Linked DNA regions of Homo sapiens: region 2 is linked to region 1. A link is an interaction called in ENCODE POLR2A ChIA-PET data of the cell type or tissue named here. Cell type or tissue: IMR-90. All regions are shown on one strand. Links, peaks and the distances in the headings refer to the core of each region. The heading gives the core; the rest is flanking DNA. Region 1 has its middle 320 kb from the start of PRR16. Region 2 has its middle 130 kb from the start of PRR16.

Region 1 (11,561 bases), core at 4,994-7,493:
GCCAAGAAAATGGGGAGAATGCTTCCAAGGCATTTCAGAGAACTTCACAGCAGCTCCTCCCATCACAGGCTGTAGGCCTAAGAGGAAAAAAATGGCTTCAGGGGCTAGGCTCAGGACCCTGCTCCTCTTTGCAGGCTTGGGACACTGCTCCCTGTGTCCCAGCCACTACAGCTGCATCCATGGCTAAAAGGGCCCCAGATATGTCTCAGTCAGCTGCTCCAGAGGCTGCAAGCCAGAAGCCACCAAGGCTTTCATGTGGTGAAAGCTTGCACCCTCTGCCAGCCACCAAGCGTGTAAGGCTTTCACAGGTGCACAAAGGGCAAGAGTTGAGGCTTGGGAGCCTCTGCTCAGATTTTAGAAGATATATGGAAATGCCTGGATGTCCAGGCAGAAGTCTGCTGTAGGAGCAGAGCCCTCATGGAAAACATCTACCAGGGCAGTAGGGAGGGGAAAGGTGGGGTCGGAGCCCCCACACTGAGTCCCCTTTGGGGCACTGCCTAGTTGAGCTGTGAGAAGAGGGCCACCATCCTCCAGACCCCAGAATGATGGATCCACCAATAGCTTGCACCATGCACCTGGAAAAGCTACAGGCAGTAAGCACCAGTCTGTGAAAGCTGCTGTGGGGGCTGTACCCTGCAGATCCATAGGGCCAGAGCTGCTCAAAGCCATGGGAGCCTACTCCTTGCATCAGTGTCACCTGGATGTGAGACATGGAGTCAAAAGAAATTATTGTGGAGCCTTAAGGTATAATGATTGCCCTGCTGGGTTTCAGACTTGCATGGGGCCTGTAGCACCTTTGTTTTGGCCAGTTTCTCTCATTTGAAATGACAGCATTTACCCAATGCCTGTAACCCATGGTATCTTGGAAATCTCTAATTTTTTATTTTACAGGCTCATAGGTGGAAGAGAGTTACCTAGTCTCAGATGAGACTTTGGACTTGGACTTTTGAGTTAATGCTGGAATGACTTAAGACTTTAAGGAACTGTTGACATGATTGTGCCACAAGGCATGATTGTGTTTTGCAATGTGAGAAGGACATGAGATTTGAGAGAAACCAGGGGTGGAATGATATGGTTTGGCTCTGTGTCCCTACCCAAATATCCTGCTGAATTTTGATCCCCAGTGTTGGAGGAGGGGCCTAGTGTGAGGTGACTGAGTCATCAGGGCAGGTCCTCATGGTTTAAGAGAAGGAGGATATCTTAGGGTTCATGTTTTGTGAGTCTGAGATTATGGCAATGCATGCCTCCTGGTTTATCTCAAAAAAAAATGGACTCTGCTCCCCTGTAGTTACTTCAAAAAGCATGGACAAAGAGAAATGCACACCACATAACTAAATGAATTGTTGTCTACCTTGATTATGAAACCAATGTCACAAGCATCAGTTACACTTGTTAATTCAAGAGTCTAGTTCTATTTTACTTGTTATGCTCTTTTTTACACCTTTTATTTTATCCTCTTTATTTCTCACATTCTAATAATGCTAATTGGGCTGGCATACTAGTCAGGACCTTAGCTGGAAATAATGACACAGTTAGTATAACTTAAGAAAGATTTAATAAAGTGACTAACTACAAAGCTATAGAAACTACAAAAGGGAGTGTTGAACCCTGGAAAAAAGATAGGCAACTGCTAAAATCAATAGACCTAAAAACTTTGGAAAGGGAAGAAGTTACCAGAACTTGGAAAGAAAGTGTTGAATAGACCAAGGCAGCTTGGTGGAGCAGTGCCATTTAGTTGAGGAACATAGCTGTTCTGATGCACCTCACTGGGGGAAGCTCGCTTACCTCACTCTCTTCCCTCTCTTCAATATTATCACTGTCTGGAGGGCAAAGGAGCCTCTTAATACAGGCCATGCAGATCAGCTTCTTTAGCAGAAAGCCACAAGAAAAATAGTGGAAAATAGGCATGAAGGGGCAAACAGATTTCCAGCCTAGCTAATTAAACTCAGCCAATGAAATGCTATAATTTTTTAAAATTAAAATGATGAATATGTCCTCACATAAGTCAATACTCATTCCTTCACCCCTCCCAACTGTTGTTATTTTTAACTTTAAAAGTTAACATTGTATATTTAACAGAACACTGATTTTCCTCAATATGCTGTTTTTTAATTATAAAGAAAGCTTATTTTACTGGATGTTGATTAAGAAAATTTATCTTCTGGAAACTTTCATGAAAGTAAGCAAACTTTGTTTTACCACTGTCAGGTTCATTAAGATAATTTACAAACAATAAATTTAACACTTTTTTAGTATATAATTCTATGAATTTTGACAAACACATACAAATAAAAAAATAGTGTATTTTCATCACTCTAAAAAGTTTTCTTGTGCCACATTATAGTCAAATCTCCTCCCATAATGCTAGCCCTTGGCACCCACTAATCTTATTTATTTCCCTGCCTTTTTTAGAATGGAATATAAATAAAATCACATAATATGATTATATGATTCATTATTTGCATAATGCATTTCAGAGTCTTCACGCTGTTGAATATAGCATTTTCTTATTAGCCTAGTATGAATACACCACAATTTATTTGTTTATTCATTTGAGCATGCTAAGACTTTTTAAGAGAAAAAAAAGATGCTCTTAATATAAATGTGTATTATGTCACTCTGATTAGCAGTATTTTTTTCTCTTCCTGATTACATTTTCTGCCTTTCAAATTATCTTTATTAATATATTTTTTAAAATCAGATCATTGTTTATAATTTCTTAAAGAAAGGAGGCTATATTTTTAAATTTCATTAAAAGAATAAATTTTACAAAACCTTAACAAAATCCATGGAATAAAAATGTTAATTCTAAAAGTGTTAAAAGCAGAGACCACAATTTAAAAACTGTAATAAAGAAAATTTTATAAGATTCTACATAACTCATTTGAAGAAAGTATATCAAATAATAATTTAATTAAAATTATTTTTAAAAAAGAATTAAGGGCTAATTTTATATGTAGTGCTTTATAATATACAAAGAGTAGTTTTCATAAATTATTTCAGGTAACCAGAATGACAGATGTCAATACAGTGTTTTGGCAATCAAAAATTATGCCATTTTTATCTTTTAATTTATTAGTCATAATGATAGTAAAAACAGAGTTTTAATTTTCACCACTGCTGTCTGGAAAGTTAACTTTAACCTTCTGTGGCAAAGAGAAAAGTATGACATCTGAAAGCAATCTAATGAAAATGACACAGGATGAATTTTTTAAAAAACTTATAAATAGGAGAAATAGTGTCGTTTTATCCAATATTACCAAAATATATGAGAAGAAAGTAGCTTTTACTTAGATTCTATAAAAGCTCTTCATGCATTTTTATATAAAATTTCACTTGAAATATTTTTTTTATTTGAATATCAAAATCAAAGAAAATGATAAACAGTAATAAATCAAGCAGGAGTGTATGTCACACTAGCAATACTTCACCCAGAACTCTTGAAATTATGGAAAGAACTTTCTGATAGATGAAAAATAATTTTATCCAATATAAAAATGAAGTAAACAACTTGTTAATTAATTATAAAGTCAGAGCATATCTATGGGAAAGAAAATTGCAAAGGATTTTTTAATAAAAAAGGAATCATTTTAACAATTCTTCTGCATTCTTTTTTGTTTCAAATTTTGTGCAGAGGTCACTCTATTTCTTATGGTGTATTGTCCTATTACCTAACAAGTGCATATTCCAATTCACCAGGAAATTCTCCCAGCCAGTTTTCAGGTGCCATTCAACTCAATGTACATGGTATCTTTTTCATATCTCCAAAGCTTTACTTTTATTTCAGTGAAGTAACTTGGCTAATAAAACAGTGTTTGGAAAGTTGATCCAGACATAATAAAAAGATGGTTTCCCCAGAATAAAAGAGGTTTATATATTTACAGACTTCACACTAAAGCAAAGCCACATGTGAACCAATAATGCCAAGGAAACTTACGATGAGAGAGAGAGAGAAATATGAAAGTTTGCTGGTATAAAGTCAGAAATATTAGAGAACAAGTTTTATTCTCTTTACTCATTGCTATACCCAAAACTAAGGGGGGAAAAAAACAGCTTTCCAAACACATGGACATATCAAGATACTGTCAGGAGTTCATTCGAAGTCCTGTTAGTTAAAAAAAGGGATCCTGGGTATTTATAAAGTATAGTAAAAAAGGGTATAAGGGAAAATCTACAGGGACACTTCATTTCTGTTCCAGCCATCTTCATTCAGGGGAAAATGTGACAAGTGATAGAAAAGAGTGGAGGGTATTGTGCTTGATTAATTCATTAATTTTCAGTGTAACGGTAATGAAATCAAAATGTCAGCTCCTCCCTTATTGAATCAGTTTATGTTTCTAAGAGAAATTCCCCTTTTGTGGCCACAGACAGTTTGTTTTGGTCATAATCTTCCATAAAAATATCCTTTGATGTTGTGCATGTCCTAATCGGCAAGAGTACTAATAGATTACACAAGGTCACAATAGATTAAACATTGTTCCTTAAGAACAACTCAAACAGACAGACAGGATTTTGCTAAGAATTCATTTGCAGAGCAAAGCAGACACATCTCAGATTTATCTATGGGTAGGAAACATTGTCCAAAAAAATGTTCAAGGTGGTCTCAGAATCTGAGTCCCATGTATATGCAGTAAAAAATTTTCAGAGCAACTAGTGTAAGTCTGTTGAAATAGTTTTGTGACACTTCCCAGAGGGCTTCTGCTGCTTTCTACACGAGAATAGCCTGGGTATATTCACTTGCCCAATTATATTTATATGATACATGGCGCTAGAAGTTGGGAATACAACAGTAAAGGGAACAGACAAATTTCATTCTCTACTGGAACTCACAAAAAATGTAAGACATGAAAAATCCTATAAAGGAAATGAAATAATGTCATAATGAGTGTTGTATGTTTGAAGAGGAAGTTGAATTGTTTAGCCAAAGAAGGTGTGACATTTGAACTGCAACCTGAACAATGAATGAAAAAGTGTCAGCCATGAGAACCCAAAGGACATTTCAAGTAGAGGAAAGAGCAAGTGCATCATTGCCATGTGACTTTACCTCTCAGGACCGCATTTCTTAGTCTATGAGGAAAGATGACAATGCTTGTCTTGTGGGTTATCATAAAGACTTACAGAAAATCAGCCTAGCACACACCATAATGAGGGCTCCACACCCCCTTGTCATGACCATTATCTGAGTTGCCATCTCCTTCCCTCTGATGAGAAACCCCTCCCTCCCTAACACTCACTCCAAGAGTCAGTGTTGCATATCTTACTAACAGTTGGGGGTGGGGGATGATATGGATACTTTTTAAAGACAAGCAAAATTTTCAGAGAAAAACTATTACAGAAATAAGGTATGCATTCCACATATGTTATAAAGGAGGTGTTTCATATTTTTAAATAAAAGAAAAGAGGGTAACTGAGCCTACAAATTTGAGGTAACTACCCTGAGCAGGAGTCCTCTAAAGGAGCATATGAACAGCCTCAGATAGAAAGGACAGGCCTTGCCTCCAGAATGTCATCTGCCTCAAGACAAATCCCAATTTGTTTCCAGCTCAGTTCCTCCCCAAATGATCACCACACAACCTTATTAGGTAAAAAAGACCACCTCTCATATGTGTTTCCTTCCCAATAAAACTGCATCTTTTTTTTCTATGTGGGAGCTCCCCATACCTTTTTAAGTGACATGCTACAAAGTGACAAGATCGAGAAGAATCAAGGAAGAAGGCCAATCCACAGGATCCTTCTAGAGAAAGTGAAGGGCCATTTCCTTCCAAGCTTTCTTCCTTCCTAGTTCTCCTCTTAGGCTGCCACAGACAGTCTGGACTACACTGAAACTGTTGAGATCTAAATAGGCAACTTCATAACCAACACAATGCTGGGTTCTGACCCGGCAGGTAAGCAAGATAAAATATAAAAATGGGGAAAAGGAACAGGTAAGGATGCCAGGTATTAGCATTTAGAATGCCTTTAATAAAGAACCTGAACAATCTAGTAGGATCCAATAAAAACTGTAGACTAACTATTAAGTAAATTGCCAAAAGATACATCTTCCCCTAGAAAAAGTAAGTGTGCTGCAAGCATGATTATGTAGACCTTGAAAGAACAGCTGGAACTAAGTACATTAAAATAACACTGAACAAAATATGGGTTTTGGAAGTACTAAATGAAAAACTGTTTTCATTTTGATTTAATCTGTATTTTTAAAATAGTATATTAACAAAGATGACAAAAAGGTTTGAAGTTTTTTCTTCAGTAGGATATATACAAACTCCTATAAAAGAACCAAAAATACATGATATTCTTATAAAATCTTAGCTAATTACTGTCGGTTTGAAAGATATGTTTATTTAATTCCAGTTGGACTTCTGGTTTACTCACTTGGTGATTTCCAGGAAAAGACAACTTACGACATTAACAAGGGACAGGCCTCTGTTTCCCAAGAACTGTTGAGCAATATCAGTGACTCATTTTGGGGAATAAACAAAAAGACTAAGAAAAAGAAAAGCTATTTCACAACTATAAATACACACTACAGTTACAGAGCTTTTTCCCATAGAAGCCTATACAGAAAATTGTAAAAAAAAAAAGAAAATGGTTGTGCAGAAAATAAACATAGAGGAAAGCAGTAAAAGAGAGTCAAGTAATTTTAAAATTAAAAACACTTTGCTTTCAAAGAAAGTAAAGAGTATATAAGAATTATTGCTTTGTTGTTGCTTTGTGCTTTTCCTTTTAACCACCTGGCCTTTTTTCCGAGTGTCAAAAAATGGCCAGTAGTATCACTTACCACACTGATTTAGCCTAAGTACTATTACTTGAAACACTCAATTCTTAGCAGTAACAGAATGATCTTTTTATATTTCATTAGGTTTGCATCTGCATCAAAAATTATTCCAGGTGCAGTGGTTAACACATATAATCCCAGCACTTTGGAAGGCCAAGGCAGGAGGATCACTTGAGGGCAAGAGATACAGATCAGCCCTGGCAATACAGTGAGACTCCAACTTTCCAAAAAAAAAAAAAAATATATAGCTTCTGGTGGTGGCACACACCTGTAATCCCAGCTGTGTAGGAGGCTGAGGTGGGAGGATTCCTTGAGCCCAGGAGGTCGAGGTTGCAGGAAGCCATGATCATGCCACTGCACTCCAGCCTGGGTGACACAGAGAGAGACACTGCCATTAAAAAAATGAAATTATACACTTACTGTAGTCTTCTAGTACAATGTACTATATTTGAACTGAGTGGTTCAAAGATATTTTCCTGACACAATGATAAATTTTAGGCAAAAAATATTATTTTGAAATTTTATGTTTTTAATTTTGAAATAACAGCAAACCTACAAAAAAATTACAAGTATAGTTCAAGTGACTTCCATATTCTCTTTACACAGAGTGCCCAATTATTAATGTTTTACCACATTTGTTTCATTACCCTCTCATTCTTTCTTTCTATATACATAGTCCTTTTTCTAACAGAATGCCCTATCACCTCTAAATACTCCAGTGTGTAGTCTAAAAGCAAGGACACCCCTATACTATATCAACATATATCCTTCCCCTTTAGTAAATTAGCATAACACTACTATCCAGCTCACTACTATCCACTCAAACTTTGCCAAGTTCCCTAACAATATCATTTTGACCTTTTTGGTCCAGTAAACCATCCAAGAATATACACTGCATATAGCTGTCATGTCTCATCAGACTCCTTCAAGCTTGTTAGCCCTCTCCTACTTCTCCTGTCCTTGGACAGTCTTAAAGAGTATAGGCCCTGCATGCTCTCATAGACCCTCATACATATGACCCTCAACATATGTCTGTCTGATGTTTCCACATGACCAGACTCAGCCCACGCATTCTTGGCATTGCATCAGGAGGCACACTATGACAATGGTGGTCATAGTGTGACCATAGTCATAGTGTGACCACCACACAACTCTGAGTATATGGTAAAGCTGGTAACTGCCACGTTTTCTCTTTAGAAACCCAGGAGGGGATTTTACCAATTGGAGAAAGGATAGGCAGAAGAACAATGAGTGAAAACAAGCATACTCTAAGACTGAGCCTGGGAGAGACTGAAGCAGCAAAGACCCTGAGTCCACTCCCATGTAGCACCTAGGGAGACAGAAGGCAGGAGATCTGTGATGCACAGATTTGAAGTGATCAGATGTGATGTCTCTGACTTCTAGCACGATGTTTTAGGAAAACAGAGAGTTGTATGCTAAGCATCTGAATTCTTGGTCACCACATATTCTAAGGCACCAAGTATATGAAAGAAAAAAATAAGTGTATGAAATCAAGGCTTCTTTAAGCTTGGTCTTTGAGTGTCCTGTTAGTTACTAGCATAAATAAGAGAGAACAGAATAAAGGGCCTGCTTGGTGCGTTAAAGCTATGTAAGGAGGCCGTAACAATGACTAAAATTGAATTTTCTAGCAGACAGGTGGGATGGATGTCCAAAGCATACTGAATTTGATTTAAAAGAAATATGACATTTCTACTAACCTGCTTCATTCTCAACCAATCAGATAAAGGGATTAGAAATGGCAAGCTACAATTACAGTCTAATTAATAATTCTCATTATGAATTGACAGTAATATCACTTATATGTACATGTATAGTTCTTTGAATGTTCTTGGCAGACATGCATAATATATTAATGCACATTTTTTATGTCTCTTGATTAATATCCCAGAATATACTAGACATGCTTTAAAAATCAGGAACAGAAACAAAAAGTACAGAGGAAATTGATAACATAGTTTTTTTAAAGGAGATTCAAATATTCTAGTCTCAAATCTCAGGTTATGGTATAATGAAATTTCTATACATATTGTATGAATATTTATGCATAGGTATTGAAATAGTTGACCTCTAAAGTCCTTGACCATTCTAAGAGTCTATGATTCCTTTTTTATTTTGGGTCCAGAAACTGAGTAGAAAAACAATTCATCTAGTTTGGAATCTATTTCAAGGAAAAGAAACCAGTGTCTAAGAAATACATTAATGCAGGTGATAAAAATAGAAGAAAATTATAAAGTAGTCAGTTGTAAATGTGTAGCTACATGACTGACAATGAGAGATGCTTTAACCTCTAATTTATTTAAAGCAGAAATGGTTACTATGATCCAGCTACAATTTAATTGCAATATTGCTACATGGCCTTGCACTCATTATTATCATTCAGCTATAATTTCTCTCACTCCTGGTTGCAGACACAGTTGGTCTCCCACCCACATCCCTTTGACTGTACCATTTCAACTCAAGCTGGTCTGACTTCTAAATACCAGCTTCTGCATCTCTTTATCCAACATCACCCTGCTATGATCTAAGTCTTTCTTATGTATAAAGGGCATCTGGGAAATCTCTATGTACACTGTCTTGGTTTACATTCACCCAAAACCAAATCCTGAGACAGGATCTGAATGAATTTTGTTTTTGTTTTTGTTTGGGTGGTGAGTGATCCCAGGAAGCATGGTGAGGGAGGATAATGAAACAGAAAAGGAAGAACATATAATACAGGATATATAAAACATTAGTGAGCAGTTAGTTGATGGACAACTGTGGCCAATCCTTTTGGGAATCATTCAAGTGACTATGTACTTAAACAAAGCTCAGAATTGCCTCTTAAGAGGTTAGATACCTACAGTATTCATCTACAAACTCCTGTCCTTCATTTTTTGAAGGTCACTTTGTAAGTTAATTCATCAGCATTTCTGGCCACCTTCCTGTGCTGGAAAAACAATCTGGCCAAAGAACCCAGGCTGACAGACTCAGTTTCTTGAGATAGGAAGCACATGCAGTTAGTTTATAGGGCAACAGTCCACTAGAGCCATTGGTGATCTCTCGTATGGACAAAGGATACTTGACTAAGCATCATTCTCAGCAAACTAACACCAGAATGGAAAACCAAACACCGCATGTTCTCACTCATAAGTGGGAGTTGAACAATGAGAACACATGGAGACAGGGAGGGGAACATCACACAACAGGGTCTGTCGGGGTGTGGGGGGGCTAGGGAAGGGATAGCATTAGGAGAAATACCTAAGGTAGATGACGGGTTGATGGGTGCAACAAACCATCACGGCATGTGTATACCTATGGAAGAAACCTGCGCGTTCTGCACACGTACCCCAGAACTTAAAGTATAATTTAAAAAGAAAAAAATGAGAGTATCTGCTAAGAATATATTACTTCTAATATTAAATTTTAAGATGTATTTATTATGTACCTTACTAATCACAATTTATTTCTCTTCGCAAAGCAACTGAGAAGCTCACCCTGTCTTTGTCTGCAACATCTACAGCTATTGTATAGGGAAAATATTAAGTAAACTTGATTGGGAATTTAAAGGTCCATGCCTATGCTATCCAGGGAAAAAAGTAGAAGAAAATGAGCACCCTATTTTATACAGTAGGTTGGACTACATAGAAATAGAAGCCAATAACTGAAATATTATAATCTGTTAATTACTCAACATGTTTTTATTCTCATGAAATTCAGTTCTCATAAATTGCACATAGGACTGAATGTGAGATTACCTCATGCTGAGGCAAAGAACCTTCAATAAATAAACATCCCTAAGTTTTTGTGCCATCTGGTCTATTTTAATGAGATAAAAGGATATGTTTTGGAAAATAGATTTTAAGGGTTTTTATAACAATTTTACAGTTAAAGCCCTATGATTTAAAATACCATATATTTACAATATTCTGTATATTCTTCCAGTTTCTATTTAAAGTTGTTTTATAATTTAAGCACAGTAAAATTCACCCTTTTTAGTGTATAGTGCTATGAGCTCTGACAAAAACAGTCATATGAACACTACCAGAATCAAATATAAAATATTTCTATCTCCCTCTTTAAACTGTTAAAATTTTCGCAATCACTTTTATTATTAAACACAATCATAGTTAAGACAAGTAAGCCCTTGACCACTTATTCCAGTCCCTCTTCCTCTCCACAAAGAATCACTATTCTGTTTGGGATATTACCTTCATGAGCTTTTTCTGCATGTGTGCAATTATTCTAGTTCCTATCAGTGACTAATATAAATTTATATATACATAAAGAGATTAACACTGAAGCTGTGGATACTTGCTATGTTAAAGATTATGTTTATATGTTTTAACATTATTTTGGACACATTATTTTATGTGACATCTCTATTTTTATCTTTTAAAATATATATACTATGATTGAGGAATTGTATTGATGTTCTAGTGTGGTTATTTCTTTTTATTTTTTCCATTATCATGAGCATTCATTATTATAATAACCTTGTAAGGGGATTTTTAATAAACTCTGAGTAATATACAATATGGAATAGGGATATAATTACTGAAATTAATAATAGGAATATAATTTCACAATTTACAAAACATTTGAAACCACTATATTTAAGTTGGTACAATTACTTTTGCACCAACCTACTATTATTTGTGATTATAAAAGAGATGCTTACTACACTAAAAAGGGCAACAAAAAAGTTACTGAAAAATCACTTTGTGGTAAAGTTTTAAATGTATATAACAATAAGAAAAATGTGTTTCCTCCTTCTTTCTCCAACATAACA
Region 2 (11,561 bases), core at 5,052-7,551, 190 kb before region 1:
TACAATTGAACATGACACAATATGATCTAGGAAGATCTTGAGAAACATTTTAAAGGAAAAAAACACAAATACATAAAATGTGTACAGTATGATACGATTGGTATAAAACATGAGAAAAACATTTATTTATATTTGCTTTTATGTACATAAAAATCTCCCTAAAAGTAGAGAAGAAAACAGTGGTTTCCAGAAGGGAGTCCTGGGGAGAAAATGCGGGAGATGTAGTTTAAATAATACAAAGTAGCAGACAAGTAAGATGAACAGGTCTAGATAGCAATGTACAACATGAGGACTACAGTTAATAATATTGCCTTGGGCCTCACACCCAAGTTAACAATATTGCCAGTGGCTCACGCCGGTAATATTAGCACTTTGGGAGGCCGAGGCAGGTGGATCATTTGAGGTCAGGAGTTCGAGACCAGCCTGGCCAACATGGCAAAACCCCATCTCTACTAAAAATACAAAAACTGGCCGGGCATGGTGCCGTGCACCTGTAATCCCAGTTACTCGGGAGGCTGAGGCAGGAGAATCACTTGAACCTGGGGGGTGGACGTTGCAGTGAGCCAAGATCACACCACTTCATTCCAGCCTGGGCATAACAGCAAAATTCCATCTCAAAAAATAAAAATAAAAATAAATAAATAAATAAATAATATTGCCTTGTATTTAGGAGTTTTGCTAAATGAGTAGATATTAGCTGCCCTTGCCACACACATACACAATCGAGCAGCTATATGAAATGACAGATATTTTAATTTGTTGCATTAATCATTTTACTATCTATATGTATCCCACAACATCATGCTATATATCTTAAATATACATAATAACATTTACATTAAAAAGCTCTATAGGAAGATCCCCAAGAATCTAACACAGGAATATCTATTTAGTAGTGTACTGGCAACTGGGCACATGACAAACAGAGTGGCAAGGAGACTTTGCATTATATACTTTTTAATACACTTTGATTTTGGAAACTTGTGAATTTTTAAAAACACATTCAAAGAAGACTGTTAGGAATAAGGAGTAAAAGGTATCCTTGTCTTGGGTTAGGAGTACATTTCTTAATCTGATTGGTAAGCATCATTACAGGCAGTAAGATGCTAATGGACAAGAGTTTGTGTACCAAAGGAAGGTTATGATTCTCCAGAGGTTCTTATCTTGCTGGGACTGATGGAACAGCCACTGTCTAAATAGCAAGAAAAATTTTTAAAGTCTTGATACAAAAGGCTCTTACTGAACCATAATATCACCCATTATAGCTGAAATTAGCAATAGGCTTATTATTAAGCATGTCTTTCTAAAACTGATAGAGAGTGGCGTTGCAGCACATACATCCATTTACTCAGTTGAAGACTATGAAGCATGCTGTTGAGCTATAGAGCGTATTCAATGGTGCGCTCTGCTCTCAAGGAGCATACATTCTAAAACGGCAAATAAGTGATGTATGCAAATACTCATAACTATAAACTTAAAAATGCAAAAGGTTACAGAAGAGATAAAATTCCATGGGTTGTAGAAGAGCTAGAAGTGAATTCCTGCTGGAGAGCAGAAAAGGGAAGATGAAGGGAGGCTTGACAGTTGAGTAAAGGAAGAAGGCCAAAAGGATCAGTGAGTCAATCAGCACTTAGAGAGCATAGCATGCGGACAGGAAGAGAAAAAGAGGACAAGGAGAACAAACACATAGCTTGGTCTTCCTTACGTATAAGGTATTACAAAAGTAGAATTGTTGGACCCAGATTATAAGACCCTGAACTGAAGGCTAAAAGGTTTGAATTTTATTCCATAAAACTGGGAAGATTCTGGAAGTTCATGAGAATGGAAATAATAGCATCCAAACAGCCCTGTAGCAAGCTTGACCTGGCTACAGATTTGTAGGGTGGGTTGAAGAAAAGGGTTGATGATGAGAAAAAGACAGCAAGTAAGGGCTATCAGAGAAATCCAAGTGAAGCATGATATTAATCAAGAATGCAAAGTAACAGATAAGTGGCATTATGTAGAGATGTGAGGAAATAGTGGGGACTCAGTTAATATCTATTATATGAATGGATAATAAATAAATGAGGTCAGGCAGATGGAAATAAAATAAGGAACTATTTTTTTTCCTATTTCTGACTCAAGTTATTAGTGAAAAGCCTGCATCCAGTCTTCCCTCCAGAGTTTTATCTCCCTGCCTGACACCCTTAAAGGAAAGGCAGAAACAATAGCCCGTTATGAAAAGAGGAAAAGGACATCTTGGCTTTCCTATCAAAGAGCTTACTAGAAAAATTCTGAGCTGCTGTTCTTCCTGGGAGTTTTCTGTTGAATGGTACAAAGTTGAGGAACATGGCAGAGGACTGTGTCTTTATAGGTGCGCACACAGGGGTCTTTCAGTTACCTTACAAGGGATTTGAACTTGTTATTTTTCTTGTAGCCACAGATTACTCATTACTAGATAGGTATAAACTAGACCAAATTAAGAAATGAAAGAAGAAGATACAGAAATTGTTGGTTCTTTAGTTAGTACAGGACTTAATCCTGGATGCTTTTAAAATATGGAAAGGGAAACAGATATCTAAGGAAGAGAGGAAAGATGGATGTATAGAAAGAAAAAAAGCTAGGAAGGGGGGGAAGAGAGAGACAAGGAGAAAGGAAGAAAAGAAAGAAAGGAAAGAAAAAAGAATGAAGGATAGAAGGAATGAAGGGAGAAAAAAATAATGAAGAAAAAGAAGTAAAGAAGGAAGGAAAAAATAAGGTTTTTGGAAACTTCTCTGCTGGAAGATTTACATACATTTATCTCTAACCAATGAAATAAGCACTATAATTTTTTTTTATTTTCCACCTAAATCATTGGTATTACTATTACATCTCTCAAGCCTTCTTACAAAGCCACTCCTTTGGGCAGCAAGTCAATATTTACTAAAATAGCAGAGGACAATGTGAGAATATGGACTGTGTGGGAAAAGATTTTGATAAGACAATTTACGCTTCCTTTTCAATTCAACTGATATTGCTATGGGGGACTGCACTTTTAGCAGTCATTGTCAGATCCAGTTTCTATGGAAATTTTAAGCTGCTGCCATTGGATAAAGTCAATGATGCCATGGGAACAAGATCCTTGATAATGTCAAGTTTCTTCTTTGAAGGAGCGATTTGCTACTTTTTTTCTGAAATATGACAAAACCAGTGACAATTTAAAAATTCCTTCATATATGCACACCACATGAACAACTCACGCTAAAATTTTTCTCATAGCTGCTGTTAATAAGAGAATTATATATCCAAATAATAATATTTCAATTAACAGGACAAAGAATAACTTAAAAATCAATATGAGGCATAGACTGTCTTCATTTAAACTTAGCCATTTAAATCACACCTTATGTGTAGACGTGTTTTTTATGTGGACTGCTTTCTCCATTAAATATATGATATGTCCTAGCCGGGCAGAGAAATTCTCCCTGCTTCTCTATACTTTGTTACATCTATCTTGCCATTCACCCCACAGCCTACCTTCCACAGTGCTAAGAATCTCAGCTTCTTGCAGACATCTTAGCCTTCAGTTTACAACTAGCCACTGCTGAGAGGAGTTAGCAGCAGAAAGAAACTATGTGCGATGAAGGGTGGGGTGGGAAAAAGCACTCTCTTATTAAAATATTTGTTATGTAACTTCAACCAATACACGTCACCTACTGAGTAAAGGATATTGTTCATTCTGAGCAATTACTCAAATTGTTTCACAGTGTGTTCTATTTATTTGTATGAGCATGGTTAATATGCAAACTGGATCATCCCTTGGAAACCTGAAAGTGAATTTTGTGATAATACAAGGAATCCTAGGGTAATCATACCAGATGTCTTCTGCATGCCTTAATTTACAAATGCCAACAATAAAAAGGAGGAAGAAGGAGCCAGGAAGATTGGATGCAGTAGCCACCAAGGTAAGTGAAGTCCTGTCTCTTCTTCCAGTCCTGCTGCCTCCATTTTTCTTGGTAGGAGAGGTGTGTGTGTGTGTGTGTGTGTGTGTGTGTGTGTGTGTGTGTGTGTGTATCAGGGAGTTATATGAGAGACTAAAATGTGTGTTTTAAAACACTGCATGGCAAAATTTAACCTAAATGGAAAATTTACTGAGGGTTGATTTTCATTTGTTTGCTTTTGTTTTTGATTTGTTTCGTTTAATGGTGGGTGGGGAGGGTTAATGGAGATGACAGAAAAGCGAAATCCTTTCAAGCCATTTCTTAGTACAATGACTGCTTCTTTGACCACCACTCTTCCATTTCATAGAAGCAGATCTCAGCTCCTGTTTGATGAGATTTTTAAAAATTAAAAATAAGAGGCTGGGCATGATATCTCATGCCTGCAATCTCAGTACTTGGGGAGAGCAAAGCAGGAGGATTGCTTGAGCCCAGAAGTTCAAGATCAGCCTCGGTAACATAGTGAGACCCTATCTTTACAACAAAAAATAAAAGAAAGAAAAATATTAGCTGGGTGTGGTGGCACATGTACCTGTGGTCTCAGCTACTTGAGAGGCTGAGGCAGGGGGATTGCTTGAGGCTAGGAAGTTGAGGCTGCAGTGACCCATGATCATGCAACTGCACTCCAGCCTGGGTGACAGAGCACAGCCCTATCTAAAAACAAATAAAATTAAAATTAACATAATGTGTGGATTACTTACCTTTCTCCAGATATGACGCAAATGAAAAAAACAGATACAAATTAATGTTTCATGAACATAATGAGACTTCTTCTGTTTTACCTATTGGGTCCAGTGGATTCTTAGCTTCCTTCTCATTGATTTTTGTGATTATTTTGCTGCCTGCAGGTCCAAAGAATTGTGTTCCTGTTAGATGAATTGCCATTATCTCATTTTTTGATGTGAAGAAGCTCACGGGGATAGAATCCCTTTGAGTAATCTGTTGAAGTGTAGTGGGGTACCTTCTGTTATCTTCAGAACAGATTGGGCCCCAAAGGTGAATGTGCCATGCTGCCATGGGCCAGAGTGAGCTGTGCCAGTTTAGGCAGGGATTACTAACATAGGCAGACTGTAGGACTCAGATAGCCCAGGGAAAGTTATAAATCAATAATGATATTTGGATACAAATGCTGAGAGTCAGTTATACCTAGACTTCTCCACCAAGTGCTCTCACCGTTATTCAGAGGGAAATGGTCTTAAGTGACATTAATTCTGCTTATTCTCAGACCTATTTGGTTGACTCTGTCCTTTTAAAGTTTTGCATATCTGAGAGTTTTATTTTGAAATCTTTCTCAATGTTTGCAGGAATAACTATATTTTCACCTTGACAAAGTGGAATATGTGCCCGGGAACTTCCCTGATGCCAGGGTAGAAACAAACTGTTGCGTCTTTCCCAGCTCCCTTCATTCCCCTTGCCCCGAATGTATCCTCTTTGGATTTCATCTGTCTCCAAAGGCCATAAACAGTATGCAGAGTTCAGCTAAAAGATCCTTCTTGGCCAGATGCCACAGCTCATTCCTATAATCCCAGCACTTTGGGAGGCCAAGGCGGGCAGATCACTTGAGGTCAGGAGTTCGAGACCAGCCTGGCCAACATGGTGAAACCCTGTCACTATCAAAAATACAAAAATTAGCCAGGCGTGGTGGCAGGTGCCTATAATCCCAGCTGCTCGGGAGGCCGAGACAGGAGAATTGCTTGAACCCCGGAGGGGGAGGTTGCAGTGAGCCAAGATCGCACCACTGCACTCCAGCCTGGGCAATCAAGAGCAAAACTCCGTCTCAAAAAAAAAAAAAAAAAAAAAAGGCCGGGCGCGGTGGCTCACGCCTGTAATCCCAGCACTCTGGGAGGCAGAGGCGGGCGGATCACGAGGTCAGGAGATCGAGACCATCCCGGCTAAAACGGTGAAACCCCGTCTCTACTAAAAATACAAAAAATTAGCCGGGCGTAGTGGCGGGCGCCTGTAGTCCCAGCTACTTGGGAGGCTGAGGCAGGAGAATGGCGTGAACCCGGGAGGCGGAGCTTGCAGTGAGCCGAGATCGCGCCACTGCACTCCAGCCTGGGCGACAGAGCGAGACTCCATCTCAAAAAAAAAATAAATAAATAAAAATATCCTTTGCAATCCCTATATGAGACAAGGACAAATCTGAGTGAACAATAAGACCAGTAAACAATCCATTCCCAACTGCTGCCCTGAATTTAAACCATAGTATCTTGAGATGCTGCTTCATCAAACCTGCTTTGGCTTTGACATGAAAGCCTCCCTGGGTAGCAGTCTTGGGAGGATAAAAAGGCTAATCACACTGCACTTTCGGAAAGAAAAATGGGATCTCTATGTAGTGCTGGTCCATGTATCATCACTATTTTCAGGACAAGTGAAATGTCAAGGCTAAAATACCCTCCAGCTATCTATAAAATAATGTAAGCCAGATACACAGTCATGGCAGAGTTTTGAAATATTATTCAATTGGCTTTCCCCATCAGAAAAAAACCTAAAAATATATATTTTCTGCCTCACATTTATCAAAAAGGGTACTGAATTAAAAGTAAAAACATGGCAGTAGTCTGGTATCCTGTCAAATTTAATCTATGTGAAATAGTCCAATCTATCCCACAAAAAAAAAAATGCATTGTAGTAAAACTGGAAGGCTATTTCAGTGCAATGCTTGATTTTTCTTTAAGAGTACTTTGCTTTATATACTTGTGTATATAAAAGACAGTGTTTGGCTATTGCTAATCCTATATATTAACTCTTCTGTTCACAAAATGGAGAGCTGCTGGAGATTAACGATATTTTATTTCTTCTTTTTCCTATTTTAGGAAACTTTTAAAAGATCTACATTTACATGTAGTATATAAAATTTTGGACACACAAATGCATATATATATGGGGTGACCCACTTTTGACAAATTAATTGAAGCATAAATGTTAATGGTTAGGGCTGAAATAGGTGGTAGAAGTATGAATAATAGTTCCCTTTTTACATATAAGCCATGGTTAATGTTATCACATTTATTTTATTTTGTATTTTAATCACAGAAGAAAACATAGGCTTACTGCTGCCAATATACATTTTGAGCAGTGATAATGCTCTGTAAATTTGAAATCATTTTTTTCAATAAAAATTTAATTAATATGGCTACTTGATATTAATCACTTGTGTAGGTTTTAAGAACACACACACTTTTTCTCTCCATTGAACTCCTAATCTATTATGATTAGCATACTATTTTCAATGAAGACTTTCAAAAATAAAAAGTCTTACAGTTTTTAAGTTGTTTACAATGATTACAAATAGGCAGCACACAAAGATAAAATTTTGTTCCATCTCTGAATAATTTTTCTCTATATATTTTCATATATAAATAGAAAATGAAAGGAAAGAGACTCTCTCTTTTTATCGATTGTGGGAAAATAGTCCTGTAACGATGTTCACATGTCAATGATATTCATATCAATTCTATATTAACTGATCTGGTGCTAAAAAAAACAAAACTCTGCTTACCCACACAACTTAATTATCGTTTCAGCTTTCTTTCTTACTTAACTTTTGTTTTAGGCTTGGGGGTACTTGTGAAGCTTTATTACACAGGTAGACATGTCTCATGGGGGTTTGTTGTACATATTATTTCATCACCCAGGTATTAAGTCCAGTACCCAATAGTTATCTTTTCTGCTCCTCTCCCTTCTCCCAACTCCCTCCTCAAGTAGACCCTAGCATCTGCATTGTGGAAAGCAGTATGGTGATTTCTCAAACAGCTAAAAGCAGAACTACCATTGGACTCATCAAACTCATTACTGGGTATATACCCAGAAGAATATAAATCATTCTACCATGAAGATACATGCACATGAATGTTCATTACACCATTATTCACAATAGCAAAGACATAGAATCAACCTAAATGTCCATCGGTGACAGACTGGATAAAGAAATTGTGGTACATATACACCATGGAATACTATGTAGCCATAAAAAAGAACAAGATCGTGTCTTTTGCAAGAATATGGATGGAGCTGGAGGCCATTATCCTTAGCAAACTAAACCAAATACTGCATGTTCTCACTTATAAGTGGAAGCTAAATGATAAGAACTTATCATTTCAACTTTCAAAGATATGATATTAATGTCTCAGTTAGTAGGTCAAGCTTGCAATTCTAAGATTTGCTGAAGAGAAGGCAGATAATGGGAATGGGTTCCTATTCTTCCTTTTTTCTCTTCTCTGCTATGAGATCCCCACCTCCCCCTAGTGATCTGGAGCTAGTTAGTACTCAGGACCCTGACTTAGAAAATATAATGACTATTACTGTAAAACAAGAACAACATATTTTAACCAGTTGAAGCCTCTGAGAACAGTAAACATGTATTTTGCTCTGTGAAAACAAATATAACTTAGAGGGCAGGAAATAATCATGTAAATTAGGGTACCAAAATAAATTAACAAGATTCACTCGCTTTTCCACATTAGCCTGGAGAATGCCTTGCTCCAGAAGTAATAAATTTTCCACTTAAAAATAGAAATTCTTCAATCAAAAGAAATCTTAAAGATAATTTTATGTAATGCACACTTGCCTATGTTGTAATGAAATCAAAATCCAGAACGATTCATCTCAGAAATGGCAAAGCTCTCTTGTCCTTGATTGTGATACCTTTTCAGCAGATATTCTTAACATCTGAATAATATAGAAAGGCTTATTTATTATAAACCTGTTGAAACTTAAACTGCAAGACCTCTCACTGGAATAGGCAACTGGTAAGAAATGTCTAGCAATTTTGAACTATTGTATTTTTAAGATTTTATTAAAAATTACTCCTCCAAATTGTATAAGCTTCTGATTCCACCAAACCTCAATCCCCCTGTGATGATGTGGATATTGTATAGAGTTTCATATTGTTGTAACTTATCAACTCTTTATTGGGATTGACTAGAGTAACAAAGGTCTAGCCAATTAAAATAATCTAGACTGGATCATTACATACTTTCCTGTTTCAAACTGTCAATTTCCAGGCATTCTTTTATTACTTATGAATCACAGTTTCTTCCATTTTAATAAGAACTCATTTCTTACCACCACTCATTAAATAAAGCTAACTAATATCAAGGTAACTTCATAATTCACACTCACTTAAATAAAAAGTTTTAATTTGTTAGGTAAAAAATGTAGAAGATAAGATGAACCTATATTTCATGATAAAGAATTTGTCATAGTAATTTCATTATATTGAAACAAAACTTTGACTTACATACAAAGGAGAGGAATTCTAATGAAACTGACACTTCCTGTTTATTTAATTTTCTGTACTTTTGTTCACATAGAAGACGATTTAGGAGCCTTTCTCATAATGTAATTTTAAATACTGTTCTGTCCTCACTATGAAAATATTTCTCCCTCTCAACTACATATACTTAGCATTAAGTTTTAGTTACATGATTGATAGTACGAATAAATAATAAACACTTCAAAAGTTATCACATTATGGCAAGAGAGGAGCATAATATCAATAAAAACAAAAACAATAAGAAAAAGAATAAGGGTGAGCAGACCCTGATATAAATTTTTGAAACCATAAACTACAAATCCACAAATACAGAAGACTTCCTGACCATCTGAAGTAAATATATACGTATGTATATATATGCTTATGAATATAATAGATTATACTTAGTACTAGTTATTCATGACATTTTATAAAGAATTTTTACATAAGGAGATCGTTGAGCTTTTATTAAAGGAATTTATCTAACTCTTTGAGAGTTTAGAAAAATATAACATATTTAAGCAGTAAAAGCAAATTAAATCTAATTAGATAATATCAAGTTATTCATTTCAAGATCCTCTAGATGGCAGGATCCTAGAAAAAGACTGCACTTGGATGGAAAAAATAACATTTAGTAGAAAAAATCTGTTTGAAGTGGAAAAAATCTATGTTCAATTCCAAAATAAATCTAATACTGTCCTTGAGAAAAACTTAAATTTAATGGTCTGCAGTCACCCACTCCACGAGAAAAGTAGATTGGAAAAGATGACTTTTCAGGAACAAATTTCACAACACTATAATGTTGATTAATATATTAATAAATATTACTAGGATAGGAGGTAAGGGGCCCATGGCCATTTATATTAGGGAAATTTTATAACACCTTGAATCCCCTTCTTAAAGAATTTTATAAAAGAACAAGAAATTTTGCCATAAACAAATCTTGTTGCTTTTTCAAATCTAAGATTCTCTAACATTTTGACTCTTAATCTTGTTTTCTCTGAACAGCTGTTAACAGTAATATTCTGTCCACAAAATTCAAGTAAACAGAAATGGAGAAGATCAAGTGTTCCTCTAAGCTTCACACAGAAGGTTCTCTATAAATATTTATTTCATGAATAAATCAAAGCCAGATGTTATAAGCTAACTTGAACATTGTGAGACTTGATTTCATTTATATACTGTTTTCTGTAGGTGGTGTCTTTGTCTTGTCTGTTTTGTGTTGGTATAACAAAATACCTGATGCTGAATAATTTGTGAAGAAAAGAGGTTTGTTTAGCTTGTGATTCTGGTGTCTGGAAAGTCCAAAAGCATGGCACCAGCATCTGCTTGGCTTCTGGTGAAGGTCTTTCTGCTGCCATCCCAGAAGGTCAAACGGGAAGCAGACAAGTGCAAAGAGACAAAACACGAGGAGTGTCCTTGCTTTATTACAACCCACTCTCATAGGAACTAATAGATTCCCACGAAAACTAATCCAATCTTGTGAGAGGGAGAACCCACTACTATAAGAATGATACCAAGCAGCCCAGGAAAGCAGAGCCCCCTAATCCAAACACCTCCCACTAGACCTCACTTTGTAAGGGTTCTACTTCCCAAATTTGCCACACTAGGAATTAAGTTTCCAACATGAGTTTTGGAGGGAACGCTCAAACAATAGCAGCTGGCAGTGTGATGACATGGATACATTAATTTTTGTATTATTTGACCAAGGAGTGATATTGAACTCTTATCCCATTTGTAATAAATATTTAAACTCAATGCTAATTATGTATTCTGAAGGTAATATTAACTAAGACAATGCTAAATCTTTCTAAAACCATGAATATTTTAGCTAAAATGCGAAGACTTACACCAGTTCTAAAATGACGGATTGTCTAATCCTACTGTCAAATATTTGAAATCTCTCCAAGCAATTAATGAATAATTCTAACAGGTATATATTTTTATTTTTGAACCAAATTCAAAGTTAGTATGAATTTTTATCTTAGGATCTAGAGTTGACATTTCAAATTTTCTGAAGAATTTGAATTTTTCTAAGAATAAATTATAGTTGTACTGGACTCTATTAAATATAAACAACACATTTTCTCAGACTCTTGGTCATGATTTTGATCTATTTAACATAAAGAGAGCAAGAGAGTGAGACAAATTGTCAGTTTTGTGAATTCTGCTATTGACATTAAACAAATGCTCTTAAATGCTGTGGAATTGACAGTTTTGTATTAGAGTCAAAATGTGATAATGAAAATGTAGTGTTATAACATTTATTTGTAAGCAGCTCAAATCTCAGGCTTTTTTATTTTAAAATTATTTTTCTTTTTAATTAACTCAATAATTGTACATATTTA

Evidence for each region. ChIA-PET counts read pairs that join two places held together with the same protein. Peaks named below come from ENCODE experiments on the same cell type or tissue, not always from the same donor. Only the 100,000 strongest peaks of a DNase experiment are listed, where the experiment ranks them.
Region 2: POLR2A ChIA-PET joins it to region 1 with 5 read pairs; 3 of 35 experiments call an interaction of 5 or more read pairs at or near these places.

What each region holds. Positions count from the first base shown.
Region 1 is chr5:120,134,115-120,145,675 of GRCh38, reverse strand. No RefSeq gene overlaps it. Among named protein-coding and RNA genes, the nearest start is that of PRR16, 320 kb to the left of the region's middle. In IMR-90, for the core only: no CTCF peak of the experiment used is centred there; a DNase peak (open chromatin) is centred at 6,435; H3K27ac peaks cover 1,511 bases.
Region 2 is chr5:120,325,618-120,337,178 of GRCh38, reverse strand. No RefSeq gene overlaps it. Among named protein-coding and RNA genes, the nearest start is that of PRR16, 130 kb to the left of the region's middle. In IMR-90, for the core only: no CTCF peak of the experiment used is centred there; no DNase peak of the experiment used is centred there.